2 separate regions of the Homo sapiens genome follow, and region 2 is linked to region 1. A link is an interaction called in ENCODE POLR2A ChIA-PET data of the cell type or tissue named here. Cell type or tissue: MCF 10A. All regions are shown on one strand. Each heading gives the region's core, and the rest is flanking DNA. Links, peaks and the distances in the headings are about the cores only. Region 1 overlaps AKNA (AT-hook transcription factor). Region 2 overlaps TEX48 (testis expressed 48).

Evidence for each region. Peaks named below come from ENCODE experiments on the same cell type or tissue, not always from the same donor. Only the 100,000 strongest peaks of a DNase experiment are listed, where the experiment ranks them.
Region 2: POLR2A ChIA-PET joins it to region 1 with 5 read pairs; 3 of 35 experiments call an interaction of 5 or more read pairs at or near these places.

The regions. Positions count from the first base shown.
Region 1 is chr9:114,360,427-114,368,592 of GRCh38, reverse strand. AKNA (AT-hook transcription factor) reads left to right here. Exons shown (of 22, transcript NM_001317950.2): 5 at 1-154; 6 at 896-1,050; 7 at 3,974-4,033; 8 at 6,060-6,187; 9 at 6,682-6,889. Among named protein-coding and RNA genes, the nearest start is that of AKNA, 23 kb to the left of the region's middle. RefSeq lists enhancers at 742-1,041, 513-1,461, 1,569-1,658, 1,679-1,738. In MCF 10A, for the core only: no CTCF peak of the experiment used is centred there; DNase peaks (open chromatin) are centred at 3,912 and 4,272.
Region 2 is chr9:114,670,239-114,678,404 of GRCh38, reverse strand. TEX48 (testis expressed 48) reads left to right here. Exons shown (of 5, transcript NM_001199233.2): 2 at 6,578-6,685; 3 at 6,900-7,022. The coding sequence starts at 6,682. Among named protein-coding and RNA genes, the nearest start is that of TEX48, 7.9 kb to the left of the region's middle. In MCF 10A, for the core only: no CTCF peak of the experiment used is centred there; no DNase peak of the experiment used is centred there.

The sequences.
Region 1 (8,166 bases), core at 2,583-6,582:
AACCTGTTCTCTGACCCACCCCAGCCCAACCACAGCATCCACACGGGAATGGTGCCCCAGGGGACCAAGGTCTTGTCCTTCACCATCCCACAGCCCCGCTCTGCAGAGTGGTGGCCGGGCCCGGCCGAGGACCCCCAGGCCTCTGCGGCCTCAGGTGAGTCCGGGAGAAGAGCTGCAGCTGGAGGCTCCTTCTGCCTGGGATTCTGCTCTGTGGGACTGACTTGGTTCACCCTGGGGATGGCGCTGGCCTCAGGCCAGGGGAAGGAGGGAGGCAAGGCCCCACCCTGGGCACTTTGACTCAAAAGGGTCAGAGATGTGGAAAGTGTCCTGCTTTGATCCACAGCAGCCTGGGGGCAGCCCTGGCCCTGCCACTTGGCATCTTGGTGACCCTGGGTGAGTTGAAAACATAGAGCATTGTCCCTGGGGAGCCCATATCTCAGCCAGGCCCTGTGCTAAGCCTTGACACATGTGACCTCACTTAATCCCCACAATAACCCGCTGAGGTGTGCACTGTTGTCACACCCATGACAGCCAAGGGGACCAATTGGAGAGGTGAGGACACGCTGAAGTTCATACAGCTATGGAGGGGAAGTGTCTGGATTGGAACTCACGTCTCCCTGTGTGAGAGCCCACGCTGTTGACTGGGAACCCAGAGGCCTAGCGTAGCTCTGCTCCAGCCAACCATGTGGCCTGGGGCAGATCTGGACCTTGTTCTCCCTTGTAAATGGGGGACAATGTTCTACCCAGCCCACTTCCTGGGGCTGATGTGAAGATCGCACATGGTGACTGAGCTATAACTTGATGATGGAGGTGGTGGCTTTGACGTTCAGCCTCAGTCCTTCAGCTCCTGGAAGGACTGTTCTTGGCCCCAGCTTTCAGCAGTTGTGTATTCCAGGGTGGCCATCAGCTCGAGGAGACTTGAGCCCCTCCTCGCTTACCAGCATGCCCACCCTGGGGTGGCTTCCGGAGAACCGGGACATCTCTGAGGACCAGTCCTCAGCAGAGCAGACCCAGGCACTGGCTTCTCAGGCCAGCCAGTTCCTGGCCAAGGTGAGTGGACTCCCAGCTTTGCCCCCGAGAGACTTAACTCACCTGGAGAACACAGAACCTCTGCCTGCTTGGGTGAGAGGCACTCTGGGAGTCTCACTTGTCATTCCCCTGCCTCTGCACCGAGTTAACTCAGCCATCCCCAAAACATGAGCCCCTCCCTGGTTTTAGAGGCCACACAGCTCCAGCCTCCTCCTTGTCACCAGTGCTAGGTCTCACCCCCCTTTTTGGCAATGCATCTCATCCAAATCCCTCCACTTGTGCTTGGAAGTGTCTCTAGGCTGGCTCCCGGGAAACTCTGAGCTCTTTCAGGATTCTGGAAGGGTAACAGAATCTCCACTCTACCTTTTCCTCTTCAGGATAAGTTGCCTCACTTTCTTAGTTCATTTTATTAAATAAATCAATTCCTAGTTACTTCTCAAGGGTCTTCGTATCTTCATGAAACAGTCCAAGTAACCGTGAATTGTTTGCAGGTCTGTTTATAACTGTACATTGGCTTTATTCCAGAAGTGGTTTAAAGCACCTTATGAAAATACATACGTTTTAGCCACATTCTGAAAACAGAAGTGAGAAAACTGGGGCAGAGAGGAAGTAAGGGTAGAAAAAAATAAAATACGTGGAGTGAGTAAATAAAATGTTCTGTTGGACCCTAAGCACATTAGAGTCACACATTTAGCTTTGAGCTTCCTAGTTGCCAATGCCAAAAGAGAAATGCAATAGTTACATGCACTACCATGCCCATAAAACAAATTCTTTCAGAAGCACCACCATTTTATTCTTCCCTTCCCTTCCCTCCTCTCCTCTCCTCTCCCTTCCCCTCTCCTCTTCTCTTCTCTCCTCCCCTCCCCTCCTCTCCTCTTCCCTCCCCTCCCATCTCTCCTTCTTTCCCTTGCTTTACTGAAATATAATTCACATACCATGCGGTTGACTCATTTAAAGTGTTTGCTTGCTTCAGCGGTTTTTAGTATATTTGCAGTTCTGCCACTATCACCACAGTCAGTTTTAGAACATTTTCATCACGCACTAAGAAACCTCATCTGTATTAGGCAGTCACTCCCCATCCCCTCTTTCCCCAGCCTCCGTCGGCTGCTCTTCTGCTTCCTGTCTTTATAGGCTTGCCTATTGTGGATGTCTCATAGCAATAGATTCACGCAATATTTGTCCTGTGTCTGACATCTGTCACTTACCATGATGTTTTCAAAGTTAATCCTTGTTGGAGTAGCACATACAAGTACTTCATTTCTTTTCTTCTTTTTTTTTTTTTTTGAGACAGAGTCTCACTCTGTTGCCCAGGCTGGAGTGCAGTGGTGCAGTCTTGGCTCACTGCAACCTCCGCTTCCCGGGTTCAAGCAATTCTCCTGCCTCAAGCCTCCCTAGAAGCTGAGATTACAGGCACGCGCCACCATGCCTGGCTAATTTTTGTATTTTTAGTAGAGATGGGGTTTCACCATGTTGGCCAGGCTGGTCTTGAGCTCCTGACCTCAGGTGATATGCCTGCCTCGGCCTCCCAAAGTGCTGGGATTACAGGCTTCGTTTCCTTTTGCCACCACCATTCTTGGTTCCGTAGCCGGAGACACATTTCTTCTTCGTCCTATATGTTGTCCACAAAATAAAGCAATGTCAAATCATCACACTGAGCAGGAGCTGGGGCCTTAGCTGACCCCTCATGTCTAGTGCTGCACGGTCCAATTCAGAAGCTGCTGGCCACATGTGACTGTTGAGTACTTGACATGGGCTGCTCTGAATTGAGACGTGCTGTGGGTATGAAACACATGCCAGATTTCAGAGACTTAGAAATATAAAGTGTCTCCCTATTTTTTTAGTATTGATTACATGTTGAAATGATATTTGGGGCTAAATAAAATATAAAAATTAATTTTACCTGTTTCTTTTTACATTCTCAATGTGGCTATGAGAAAATTATAGATGGTGTAGCTCACATTATAGTTCTATTTTATATATTATAAAATTATGTAATATGATTATATAATATACATTTCTATATTTCACACTGATCTAGAGCTTTCTTAAAACCGAACCTTACATCATCCCTTGCCTTTTTTTGTAATTAAACTTTTTTGAGCAGGTAATAGATGCCCATGATAAGGACCTTTGCACAGTACAGAGGGCATATTGAGCAAAAACTAAATCTTTCCTCCAACCCATGCAAAAATGTTCAATGCACACACTTGCATTTATAGAAATGGCTGCATAAGCTACTGTACCTTGACTTTTTGAAGTCTTAAATTTGAATATTTATTTTTGGGTAGGCAACGAATTCACATTGTTCAGATTTCAAAGGATGCAAAGGACATGTAGTAGAAAAATCTACTTCTCATTCCTGTCTTCCAGCCACCCAGTTCTCCTTCCCAGAAGCAATTCATATTTTAGTTTCTTGAATTCCTCTAGAGATAGTATATCGTATATAAGCAATGTATTTATCGTTTTCCTTTTTACTCTCCACATATTCTATACAGATGGTAGCATACCGTAAACATTGCCCTGTACCTTGATTTGACACTGAAAAATAGGTCTTGGAGGCATTAATAGCTCAGAACATACACGTGTGCCTTCCTCTTGTTGATGGCTGAATACTATTCCACCGACAGGCATTTAGGCAATTTCTTGTCCCCTCCCTACTGTTCATGCTGCAGTAAATATCCTGACTCATTAGTCTTGATGCACATGAGTGACTTGCTTTGTTGTCAGTAAATTCCTGCAGGTTTCACTTCAATTTTTCTCAAGGCTACCATGCCTGGGGCTGGTGGTAGAAGCTGTTCCCAGCACCCACGTCTCCATGCTTGGCAGAAACCCCACATCCTGAGGACGGACCCAGCTCCTCTTACCAAGGCATAGATGTGGCTGGGTGTGGGAGTCTACAGGACTGGATTAATGGAGCATATTTCCTTCCCCTCCCAATGTCCAGGTGGAGTCCTTTGAAAGACTGATACAGGCAGGACGTCTCATGCCCCAGGACCAAGTCAAGGTACTGCCCAATTCAGGAGCCACCCATGGAACTGCCAGACAACCACTGTCTCCCATGACTCTGTCTCTGAAGCCTTCTTTGCTGCAAGACAGAAAAGAGAATCCCAGACACAGGGTCTCTTTTAGAGCAAACAGTTCCTGAGTAGCTTCCCATGATAACGATCATTATTTCACAATAGTTACCCATTATTAAGCAAGGATGGTTGTGTACAGGGACTGTGGTAAACCCTAGAGTATGTTATTTTATTTGGTCATCATCAAAACCCAGTGAAGCAGTTACATTTATCACCCTCATTTAACCAGGATGGAACTGAAGCTCAGAGGGGTGACTCAAAGGCCCCACAGCTAGTAGGCAGGAGAACCTGGAGCCAGGTCTGTCTCTCTTTCAAATCCAGGGTCATAATCACTGCCCTGCACTACTTTCCACAAATTATCCTGCCTCTCAGCAAGCAGAAAAAGGCCTTTTCTTTTTTATCGCCTTTAAACAAAATTACAAAATAGTTGCCAAAAGTTTGGAAACCCTGTTAAAAAAAGTGGGGGCTGGAGGGGAGACCCTTTATAGAGTCCTATTGGTGTATATCCTTTGGAATTTGGAGTTTTAGATAACGGTGGTCATAAATACAATTTAGATTCCTGCTGCATCAGCCAGGGTCCCATTAAGGGACAGGTGGGGCTCTCAAGTCTGGGAGTGTAGGCGTCAAAGGAGAGAACTGTCAGCAAAGGTGTGGGCAGCATCAGGGGACCCAACAAAGACTGAGGAATCCCCGGGTAGTAGCATTAGCCGGGAGCTGTGCCCACTCTCAAGTCTCTCTCTTCCCACCCTGTGATCTCTCATAGGTCCCTCCCACTAGACAGACCCAACCAGAAGCCAGCAGGTAGACAGCCCTGATGCTCAAAGCACAGAGCAGGGTGGGAGAGGAGCTGAGAGAAGGTCTGGAGAGGCAAATTCAAAACACCTAGTTTCTAAAAAAATGTTATGGCAGGATATTTCCTGTGTGGTTACATAGATGTCATGTACATTTTCCAATCACAAAATGTGTCATATGTATCATGTAATATCATCCAGTGGATGACCAAGGACCTTATAAACTAAAACCATTCATTTTTTTGCTCTCTGTTCTAATCCCCCCATATACAGGGAAGTTGAGAGCTGTCAGAAGATTAGATGTGACCAGGGAATGGGTTTTAGGTTGTGCTTGGCTTCTGTCTCTCCTCAGAGTTGAGTGGGATGTGGATGGTAGTAAGACAGTGATACCAACCCCAATTCCTGCAGCTTTAGCCATGTATTACCTGTGATCCTCCTATGGGAGCCTAGCAGAATTGCTAGGACCATGAGCTCTGGGGCCAGAGGGCCTGGGCCCACATCCTGTCTCTACAACTCACTCACTCCATGACCTTCATCAACTTAAGTGACCTCCCTGTGCCTCAGTTTCATCCTTTTTAAATGAAGATGATAAATCACCCCTCTCATTATGATTATATTGAAGATTAAATAAATGCAAAGTGCTTTAGCCCAGAGCCTCAATGCTCAGTAAACATTCTCAATAATGTGATGGTGATGATAACATTATCGGTGTCGATAGTCTATAAGGATTTGGGGAAAGAGTGGCTAATTTTCTGAAGCCCACAGTTTTGCAAATCAAGAATGAGGATCCAGAGTCTCTCATGTAAAGGGTCCTTATGGAGATAATAGTGAGAGTGTATTTGACACTGTGACAGCTATGACAGTTTGTGGTACATTGGGGTCCTTGTAAGTCTATGCAGGAAGGGCTGGTGCCCTCTGGAGCTGGTGCCAAGTCTCTGAGTTGTGTCTCTGTTGTGCCAGCCTGATGGCAGAGAGCTTGACCACGGCAGCTCTCCAGGGCAGGCAGCCTCCAGAGATCTCAACCTCAGCCTGTATCTTGCATGAACCCAGGGGCCCAGGTGCATCCCATGGCCTCCCGCAAGCTGTCTCATCCACTGTGTCTTCAGGGACAGGCCCCGCGGGGACTGAGCACTCAAGTCTTCCTGGCCTGGTCTGGTTTCAGGGCTTCCAGCGGCTGAAGGCTGCCCACGCGGCCCTAGAGGAGGAGTACCTGAAGGCTTGTCGGGAGCAACACCCTGCCCAGCCGCTTGCCGGCTCCAAGGGGACGCCTGGAAGATTTGATCCTCGCAGGTACCTGCTGGGGTGGAAGGCCTGGAAGGACAGATGGGATGGGCCCCTGGGGTCCCTCAGTCTCCAGGAGGGAGGCACTTTGTCCTTATAATTTGTACACGGGGAATAGAGAGAAATCTTATCCTAATTAGTATACATATCCAAATGGTGGCACGATCAAAAGCTGTGATTTGAGTCCCTTTGGACCCACGTGCTGAGAAGATGCCTTGAAACCCTTATTGGATGATGGGGAAACTGAGGCTAGATGGGGGTGGGATTTCTCTAATGTCCCACAGCCTGTGGATGGCAGAGGGGACTTGGGCTGAGACCTCCTGATTCCCAATGGAACCTTCTTTCATCTTGCTTATTTTGAGTTCTCACCATCATCTAAAGGCTGATATTAAATGGACCCTAAGGGGGCATCCCCTGGAGTCTCTGCTCTGATACTCTGTTCCTGGACCTGCCTGATGTAGCTGCCATCTTGGGCTCCTGGTGGTAATGTTTCTGCATTCCAGGGAGCTGGAGGCAGAGATATACCGTCTGGGAAGCTGCCTGGAAGAGCTGAAGGAACACATAGACCAGACCCAGCAAGAGCCTGAGCCGCCCGGGTCAGACTCAGCTCTGGACAGCACCCCAGCCCTGCCCTGCCTCCATCAGCCAACGCACCTGCCTGCTCCTTCTGGACAAGCCCCCATGCCAGCCATCAAGACCTCCTGCCCTGAGGTACCTCTTGGCTCAACCATATTGGGCTGTTCCCTCGTGCATTCATTTCTTCGTTAATTCATTTCTTCAATACGTATTACATATTTATGAAGTGTGTGCCATATGCCAGTGTGTGCCAAATATGTAAATATTACATATTTATGAAGTGTGTGCCATGTACCATGACACATGGTAGGGATTCAGTGGGATGGGAGGTGGCAGGGAAGGTGGCGTCTACCTTCACAGAGTTTTCTGTAGAGTTGAACTGGTTACAGTGATTTAGTTATAATTTTGGTCAGTGCACTGAAGGAGAATTATGGGGTTCTGTGAGAGTAGCAGGAGTAACATGACTGAGTTTGAGGAGGAGGTCAGAGAAGCTTTCCCTGAAGAAGTCATGTTTAAATGAGACCTGAGACTAAGTAGGAATTACTAGAGACAGAAAGAGAAAACCCATCCAGCAGGGAAAACAGCTTGTGCAAAGGCCCTGTGGCTAGAGTATGGGAAGAGAAAGGAAAAATAGTCTGAGATGTGGCTGGAGAGGCAGGCAGGGGCCCCATGATGTAGGGGCTTGTGGGTCACGTAGAGAGCATGGCCTTAAACTCTGCTGGATTTTCTGGCAGGGGATGACATAAGATGACTTGTGGGTAGGCCAGTCTGAGGCTGGGGAGGTGGCAGGGCAAATGGAGAAGCATGTGTGGACTTAAGAGAGGTTGGGAAGGTATGTTTGAGTGGACTTGGAGTGGCCGTGAGAGGGAGGAAGGGAGACACGGATGGCTCCAGGTTTCTAGCTTGTAGTACTGCATGGATAATGGGGTGAAACCTAGACAAGAGCCCTACACAAAAGGGGCTTTGTAGAAGGCTGTCTGGCCCACACCACAACCCCTTGAGAGACAATCACTATCTCCGTTTTGCAGGCGAGCAAATTGAGTGTAGTGCGTTCACACAGATGACAGTAGTGGGGTCTCTATGCCTCCCAACTCCTGTTGCCTGTGCTGCAAAGACTTGTCTGTTGAGGATGGGAGCAGGAAAGAGAGCCTGGCATGCTGGGTAGGGTGGGACACTGGTAGGACATCCCTGACAGCTGAGGTCATGCTGGCCCTATGGTTTGGGGAAAATCTTGTGCTGTGCTCTGGCCTAGAGGGTAGGAAAACTCTACCAGGTGCCACTACACACTTGAATGGGGAGAAAACCTGAGTACAATATCTTAAGGGACCCTCATGCTCCTGCAGTTGAAGGTATTGCAGGGGGCTGGGGTGGCCATGCTGGAATGGATGGGGGTCAGGAGAGTTAACTCTGGC
Region 2 (8,166 bases), core at 1,483-5,482, 310 kb before region 1:
TTAAATTCGGCCTCTCTTGATCTACCTTCAGTGCAGAAGTTTTAGGTGGGTGTTGTGCAATGTGATTGTTCTTCTCTAGAAAAATGCTCCCTGAAAAAGTTTATTTGGGCAGCCAGGGGAAGGAGTAAGAGGAGTATACGTGGGTAGTAAAGATCAAGTTGGGTGGAGAGAGAAAGACAGAAGCAAAGAAAACAGGTGTCAGAAGGTTTGAGTAAGAGTAAGGTCTTTTTTATCTTTTTCTTCCTGAGGCCATAGCATTCCAGACAAAGAAGCCTTCTATTTATGTTTGGCATTTTTGTCTTCTCTCTTCTCTAGAGCTCCTCTTAAATCTGATTTTTGACATCAAAACTTTGTCATCATGGCTACAGTAATCCTAAGTCATCTAGTGAACTTTTGCCATTTATTAAGACAAATACATGAGAGTACCTATAGTGAGAGTATATATACGGAGTTTTTCCAGGAAGAGGCAACAACCTTAATGCAGATGAGACCACGACAAGCAGGAAAGAGCACGCTACAATTGATAAACAGTTTCTACTTGTGCAGTGTCTTGAATTTCTTGACCAAGCAGAGCCTAAAAGAGGCCACATGATCAAAAACCTGAAAATTACTGACTCCCGAATATAAGCTAAAAAAAAAAAGTGACCTTCTTTTATGATTTACCAAGACAGAACACATGCTGACAAAGGTTTAGAGGGACCCAAGTCCAGGTTTTAGCAATTTCTTCTAGACAAATCAATTACCACTCCAGTAAAACTCCAGACACTCAGGGCTGACTCATGGTGGGGGCTTGTCAGAGCTATGCTTCCATTCCTTTCTTATGAAGTGCATCCTTCTACATTCAACATACACAAGGCAGTCTGGAACAAAGCCAAACCCCGTGAGGCAAGCATTTTTATAAGTGGATGAAGACAACTGAAACTAAAGCAAGTAGCAGAATACGAAGCAGATTAATGGCAAGGATATTTGCTAAATGGTGTATCTCCAAAACAAAAGATCTAACTGCCTGTATAAATTTCTATTTCTTTATAAATTATAGGAAAATGAAATAAATCCACTAAAGAGAACTCAATGAAATACATCAGAGCTAAAATCATGTTAAAAAAAAAAAATCCCATGACACTGACACTAGGTCTAGGGAAAAACAAAAAAACAAACAAACAAACAAAAACACCTCACCTGGCAGCAGATCCAAAAGACTATTGGAGATTGGAGCTAAATGGACCTAGTGAGTGCCCCCACTTTGACCAAAAAATCCACACAATGGTGACATCTGTATGTGTCTAGCCCGCATCGTATCTAACCACAAGGAACAGCTTATGTGCAGAAAGTTAAAAATCAGTTAGTGGAAGGGAGGAAGGAGATCTGTTTGGCATAGTTTTTTTCCAACAGTCAGAGAAGGTTCATGTGTTTATTCAACAAATATGTATAAAGTACCTATTCTGTGCCCATCCCTGGGCTGAGTGCTGAGGATACAAAAGTGAATAAAGGCCAGGCGCGGTGGCTCACGCCTGGAATCCCAGCACTTTGGGAGGCCGAGATGGGCAGATCACTAGGTCAGGAGATCGAGACCATCCTGGCTAACACAGTGAAACCCCGTCTCTACTAAAAATACAAAAAATTAGCCAGGCGTGGTGGCAGGTGCCTGTAGTCCCAGCTACTCGGGAGGCTGAGGCAGGAGAATGGCGTGAACCCGGGAGGCGGAGCACGAAGTGAGACAAGATTGCGCCACTGTACTCCAGCCTGGGCAACAGAGCGCGACTCCATCTCAAAAAAAAAAAAAAGTGAATAAAATACTGTCCCTGCTTCCATGGACATTTGTCTATCCTGTGTCTTGTTCACTGCTATATCTCCAGCACCTAACAGTACCTGGAACATGGCAGGTTTTCAGTAAATACATGTGAAATAAATGAAGAAAAAAAAAAGAAAAAAGCTTGGCTGGGCTCAGTGTCTCAAGCCTATAACCCAGCACTTTTGGAGGCTGAGGCAGGAGATCTCTTGAGCTAAGGAATTCGAGATAAGCCTGGGCAATACGGCAAAATCCCATCTCTACCAAAACAAAAACAAAAAAACTATAACCGGGCATGGTAGTGCGAGCCTGTAGTCCAAGCTACTCAGGAGGCTGAGGCAGGGAAATCGCTTGCACCTGGGAGGATGAGGCTGGAGTGAGCCCTGATGGTGCCACTACAGTCCAGCACGGGTGTCAGAGTGAGACCCTGTCTCAAAAAATAAAAAAAGAAAAGAAAAAGAAAAAGGAAAAAGCTCATGAACTAGTATCCAGACTGTCAACAAGAGGCAGTTACAAGACAACGTTTCAACAAGTGTTTATTAAGCATTTACCATGAGTTAGGCAGTCACTGTACAATAACAGGCTGTGTACAGGAAAACATGGTGGGCCAGCAGGGGAGTGCTGTGGGAGCACAAGGGAGGGACTCCTAACTTATCCCATGCCTTCCTGTAGCCCCTGAGCTGAATCCTGGAGTTTGATGACTCAAGGATTGAGGTGAGAACATCCCAGGTAGAGGGAACAGGATGTGAACAGGGTCCATTCAGTAAAAGGTGATTGGGGAAGCTGCCTATACAGCATCTCTTATGGCTGTAGGGCGGTGAGTGCAACCCAGAGAAGATGAGGATGAAGAGAATAACAGTGGTGATCACAAAAGGAGTTGGATCTGCAGACTTGGGGACCCCCTTGGTGGGGCAGAGGGTTGTTGGGGCAGAAGAGAGATAGGATTTACATGTCTACCAGATAACTCTAGCTTTAGGTGGAGGCAAACAAACCAATGAGAAAGTTTAAGCAGTGGTCCAGGTGAGAAGTGATGGTGGCTTACACTACGGTGAAGGAAATGGCAAAGGATTGGCTGGGCAGACAGACTGAAGAGATATTTGGAAAGTAAAGTTCAAAGACTGATGAACACGAGCAGATGGCAGGAGGCTGGCAGGCTTCTGACTCTAGAGACAGAGTGAATAATAGGATCATCCCACGAAATAGGGAACATGGGAAGAAGATAGATATGCTTTGCAGTGGACAGGGAAGAAAAATAGTCCCAACCAGTAAACAGAGAGCAGAACTAAAATTGACTCATGAAACCATCAGAGTAAGCTTAGCATGTGAATGAGGTAAGCTGTGTCCTACAGCTTGTGATGTTCCTGGCACAAAAACTACCACCCACCTCTCTACTGCCCCCAGGGCCTGCAAGTGCTTTTACTCAAGACAAGAATAAATGCTAGTTTATTCTACAAACACCCTCAATTTTTATTCTACAAACAATTATTGACTTCCCACACTGCACTAGGTACTGCTCTAGACACTGAGAATAGAGCAGTAAACCAAACAGCTAAAATCCATGACCTCATGTGACTTCTAATTTAGTGGGAAGAAGCAGACCTTCAACACAGTAATTTAGCAAATTATGTAGAGTGTTAGGAAATGAAGCTGGGCACGGTGACTCACACCTGTAACCCCAGCACTTTGGGAGGCCAACATGGGAGGATCACTTGATTTCAAGACCAGCCTGAGCAATACAGTGAGACCCCTTCTCTTAAAAAAAAAAAAAAAAAAGAATTTGCTGGACATGGTGGCATGCACCTGTAGTCCCAGCTACTCAGGAGGCTGAGGCAGGAGGAGCCCAGAAGTTCAAGGCTGCAGTGAACCATGATTGTGCCACTGCACTCCAGCCTGAGCATAGAGCTAGACCCTGTCAAGAAAGAGAGTGAGAGCAAGAGAGAAGGAAAGAAGGAAGGAAGGAAGGAAGGAAGGAAGGAAGGAAGGAAGGAAGGAAGGAAGGAAGGAAGGAAGGAAAGAAAAAGAGAAAAGAGAAAAAAAGAAAGAAAAGAAAAAAAGAAGAAAAAGAGAGAAAGAAAGAAGAAAAAAGAAAGAGAAAATGTTTGAAAAGTAAACAAGGAAGAGATTAGGAAGTGCTGGGGTGCTGGGCAAGGGGGTTATAATGTTAAATACAACAGAGAAAGTCTCACTAGAAAAGGTGAAGCAAAGACTTGAAGGTAATGACAGAATGTTGTTATCTAAGAGAACTGAATTCCAGGCAGAGAGTAAAACAAGCACAAATTGTTGAGTTGGGAGCTTGCTGTGTTTTAAAACTCAGCAGGGGGGGCAAATGGAATTGGGGAATTGGAGGAATTGAAGACAGAGTTGGTGATGAGGGTTGTGGGTGGACAGGAGGGAAGAAGGATGATTAGATTACAGAGTATCTTAAGACCCAGGTGAGAACTTTGGTTTTTCTTCTGAGGAATATGCAAAACCACTGAATTTTGGAGAAAAGAAAGAGAAAAAATCTTTCTGGCCAGGCGCGGTGACTCACTCCTGTAATCCCAGCACCTTTTGAGGCCAATGTGGGAGGATCACTTGAGCCCAGGAGTTCAAGGCCAGCCTGGGCTATATAGGGAGACCACGTCTCTACAAAAAATACAAAAGTTAGCCAGGTGTGGTGGTGCACACCTGTAGTCCCAGCTACTGGGGAGGCTGAAGCAGGAGGATCACTTGAGCCCAGGAGTTTGAGGCTGCAGTGAGCTGTGATCACGCCACTGTACTCCAGCCTGGGTGACAGAGTAAAACTCTGTCTCAAAAAAAAAAAAAAGTTTGCATTTACCCCCACATATTTGCTATTTCTTATCCTATTCATCCCTTTCTGTAAATGTGAATTTCCATCTGGTATCATTTTCCTTCGATCTTAGCATTTTTTACAGCCTGGGCCTTCTAAAGACAAATTCTCTCTATTTTTGTTTATCTTATAATGTCTTCATTTTGCCTTAATTATTGAAGGATATTTTCATGGAATATGAAGTGAAAGGTTTACAGTTTCTTTCTTTCATGTTTATTTATTCCAGTTGTTTTAAGAGCCTGTTCTTTACTTTTTAGCCATTTGACTAAAATGTGCCTAGGTGTGATTTTCTTTTCTTTTCTTTTTTTTTTTTTGAGACAGAGTTTTATTCTTCTTGCCCAGGCTGGAGTGCAATGGCGTGATCTCGGCTCACCACAACCTCCGCCTCCAGGGTTCAAGCGATTCTCCTGCCTCAGCCTCCTGAGTAGCTGGGATTACAGGCATGTGCCACACACCCAGCTAGTTTTGTATTTTTAGCAGAGACGGGGTTTCTCCATGTTGGTCAGGCTGGTCTCGAACTCCTGACCTCAGGTGATCTGCCAGCCTCGGCCTCCCAAAGTGCTGAGATTACAGGCATGAGCCACCGCGCCCGGTCGTTGTGATTTTTTGTTTTTCATGTTTGGTGCTCACTGAATACTTATGTTGATGCTTTCCATCAAATTTAGTAACTTTTCAGCCACTATTGCCAAATATTTTTTCTGCCCTTCGTCCTTCTGAGAGTCCAGTAACGCGCGTATGTTATACAGCTTGGTAGCATCCCGCAAGGTCAGTGGGGTACTCTTCATCCTTTTAAAATCTTTTTTGCTTTCCCTGTTTCAGTTTGGATAATTTCTATTGACCTTTTCGCAAGTTTACTGATCATTGCTTTTGCTTTGTCCAATCTGTTGTTAACCCTACCCAATACATATTTTCTTCAGATACTGGTTTTTATAGAACTAGAATTTCTATTTGATTCTATTTGAGTTTCCATTTCTTCCTTCCATATTATATCGCTCCATCTACTATACCCATTTTTTCCTATCCTTGGAAGTTTTGAGCTGAAGAGTGACATGATATATTTTAACAGAACTACCCCAACTTTTGTATTAATTATGGAGGAAGTTCAGGGTAAGAGAAATAAGGAGACCAGTCAGGAAGCTATCGCAGGAATTCAGGCAAGAGATGATGGTGGCTTAGGCCAGGGTATGGCAGTAGAGAAAATGGGACTCAAGTGCCTATAATGAAGGCAAAACTCACAAAGCGAAGTGAATTAGGTATTGTGAGGGACGCCTAAACAATACCATGATAAGAATTTCCTTTTAAAGAGGGTTTTGCCACAAGAAGGGGAGTGAGAACAGAATGTATCCAGAGATCTAAAAACTTGATACACAAATAAAGGGATCTGGGACTAAAGCAAGGCCTTATAATCCTGGACCTTCAAAACTAGAAAGATCCTTGAGGAGATCATCCAGCCTAACTTCTTACTACTGACGAGGAGCCTGAGACACAGAAAAAAGCATGGACCTACCCAAAGCCCTCCAGCAAATTAGTGGCAAAACCAGAATTTAAACCTACAAGTCCATATGCTTCCTTTCCATAGGACCTGGACCAGCTGGGATCATTGGAAGCCAGTGAGCTACATAAAGAGAAGGGAGGAAAATGGAATGACCATTGATTGAGCACTTACCATATACCTAGCTTCACAGGAGCTACTTTTCATATATATGAGTCTTTACTCCTGCAAAGTAGGCACTGCTATTCTCATTTTTCAAGTGATAAAAGTGAAGTTCAAAAAGGGTAAAGAATCCACCTAAGAACATGCACCTGTTCATGGGGTAGGACACAGAGCTATCTGAAACCTGAGCATGTTTATGTGCATGTCTGCATGAGGTGGGATTTTGCTGTCATTAGATCCTATCTGGAGTGTGAACACAGGTGAAGGACTAGCATTTTTCAGCCACGGTCTTATGTTTACTTAGGAAACAGCCCAGCCCAGTGAACTGGGCTCAAACTCAAGACTGGCTGATTCAACAAGGCACCCCTGCAGACAAAGCTGGCAGAGTAGAAGTTTCAACTCCTTTCCATGGGTAAGAAAACTTTGTACAGAATAGGAAAAAATGGCCTAGGCAGAAGGATCTGCTGGCCATGGGAAGCTACAGAAGATTTGGGAGAGGGGAGGAGTATTATATTAATGCCTTGGGAGAGGCTGACCCAATGATACCCCCACCACAGTCAATTTCCAATAGGCATCTGGAATTCAGATTCCGGAACCCATGCCCCTCATTCCTTTGCCTCCAACAGCAGCCCACCAAAACCTGATCTTGAAGATCTTCTGTTTATGCTGCAGGGACTGTCAGGAGCCCTATGCCATCAATGACTCCAAGGTTCCCAGTCAAACCCAGGAGCACAAGCCATCGACCCAAAGTAGGTATCAGATAAGGACACTCTGCATGGCCTCTCTAAACCTCACTTTGCTCACTCTCTGCCTGCTGGGATACCCCCAAACTGCCTTCATCACTATCACTGAGTGATAATTCCAATTTAAAATGAGGTGGGTGTTGGATGGCTAAGTACTCAAACCAATAAACAAGAGAGCTTAAACTCTTGTGCTTAAAGTGTAGTCTATGGGCCAGCAATATTGGCATCACTTGGGAGCTTGTTAGAAATGCATTTTCAGACCCCGCTCTGGAACTACTGAATCAGAACTGGCACTTTAACAGGATCTCCAGGTAAATTTGAATGTACATGATAGTTTGAGAAGCACTGGATTAAAGACTATAAAAATAGTGGTTAAGATCCCTGTTTTGGGGGCAATACATGTTAGTTCAAACCTCAGCTCTGCCACAGAAATTGGGCAAGTCTCTTGACCTCCCTGAGTCTCACTGTCCTTGCCTCTAAAACAGGGATATTCACAATACATTATTATTGTGAGGCAATATAAATAAGCATCTAGCTCAGGGTCTGGCACAGAGTAGGCACTCAACATGCAGAAAAAATATATAGGTATTGATCAGGATAGAGTATGTTCTGCTGCTGAAACAAATAAGCCTTGAAATCTCAATGGTTTACAAAATAAAAATGTATTTCTTGCTTGCACAAAGTCTAGTACAAACCAGCCACCCCCCTTTAAATCTTTAGCCAGAGCCTCTGGAATATGAGACTTCCTAGGCTACCATGTCAAGGGAAGAGAGAGAGACAGAGAAGTCACCCTGGCCTTCAGTTTGTAATCAAAACCTTCTTGAAGATCCATGAAAAGAGATCAAGCAGAGAAGATCAGGGATCAAAATCAACAATTTCAGACAGAAAAAAAAAAAGAAGCACTATTGTCAAAATCAGCCAAAGTTAGGACTCACACAGGTGGGAGGGGGTGAGCACAGATGGCCAGGAACGTGGCAGAGTCCCACTGAGAGACAGGATAATACAATGATGTATTTTGACAGAAATCCACATGTGAGGGTCTTTAAAATACTTTCCCTGGAAGTAGAGTCACAATAAAAATCAGGAACCTTAAAAATATCAATGCCTTTTCCCAAGGTAAGAATGATGATAATTAATGAAACTCTATAAT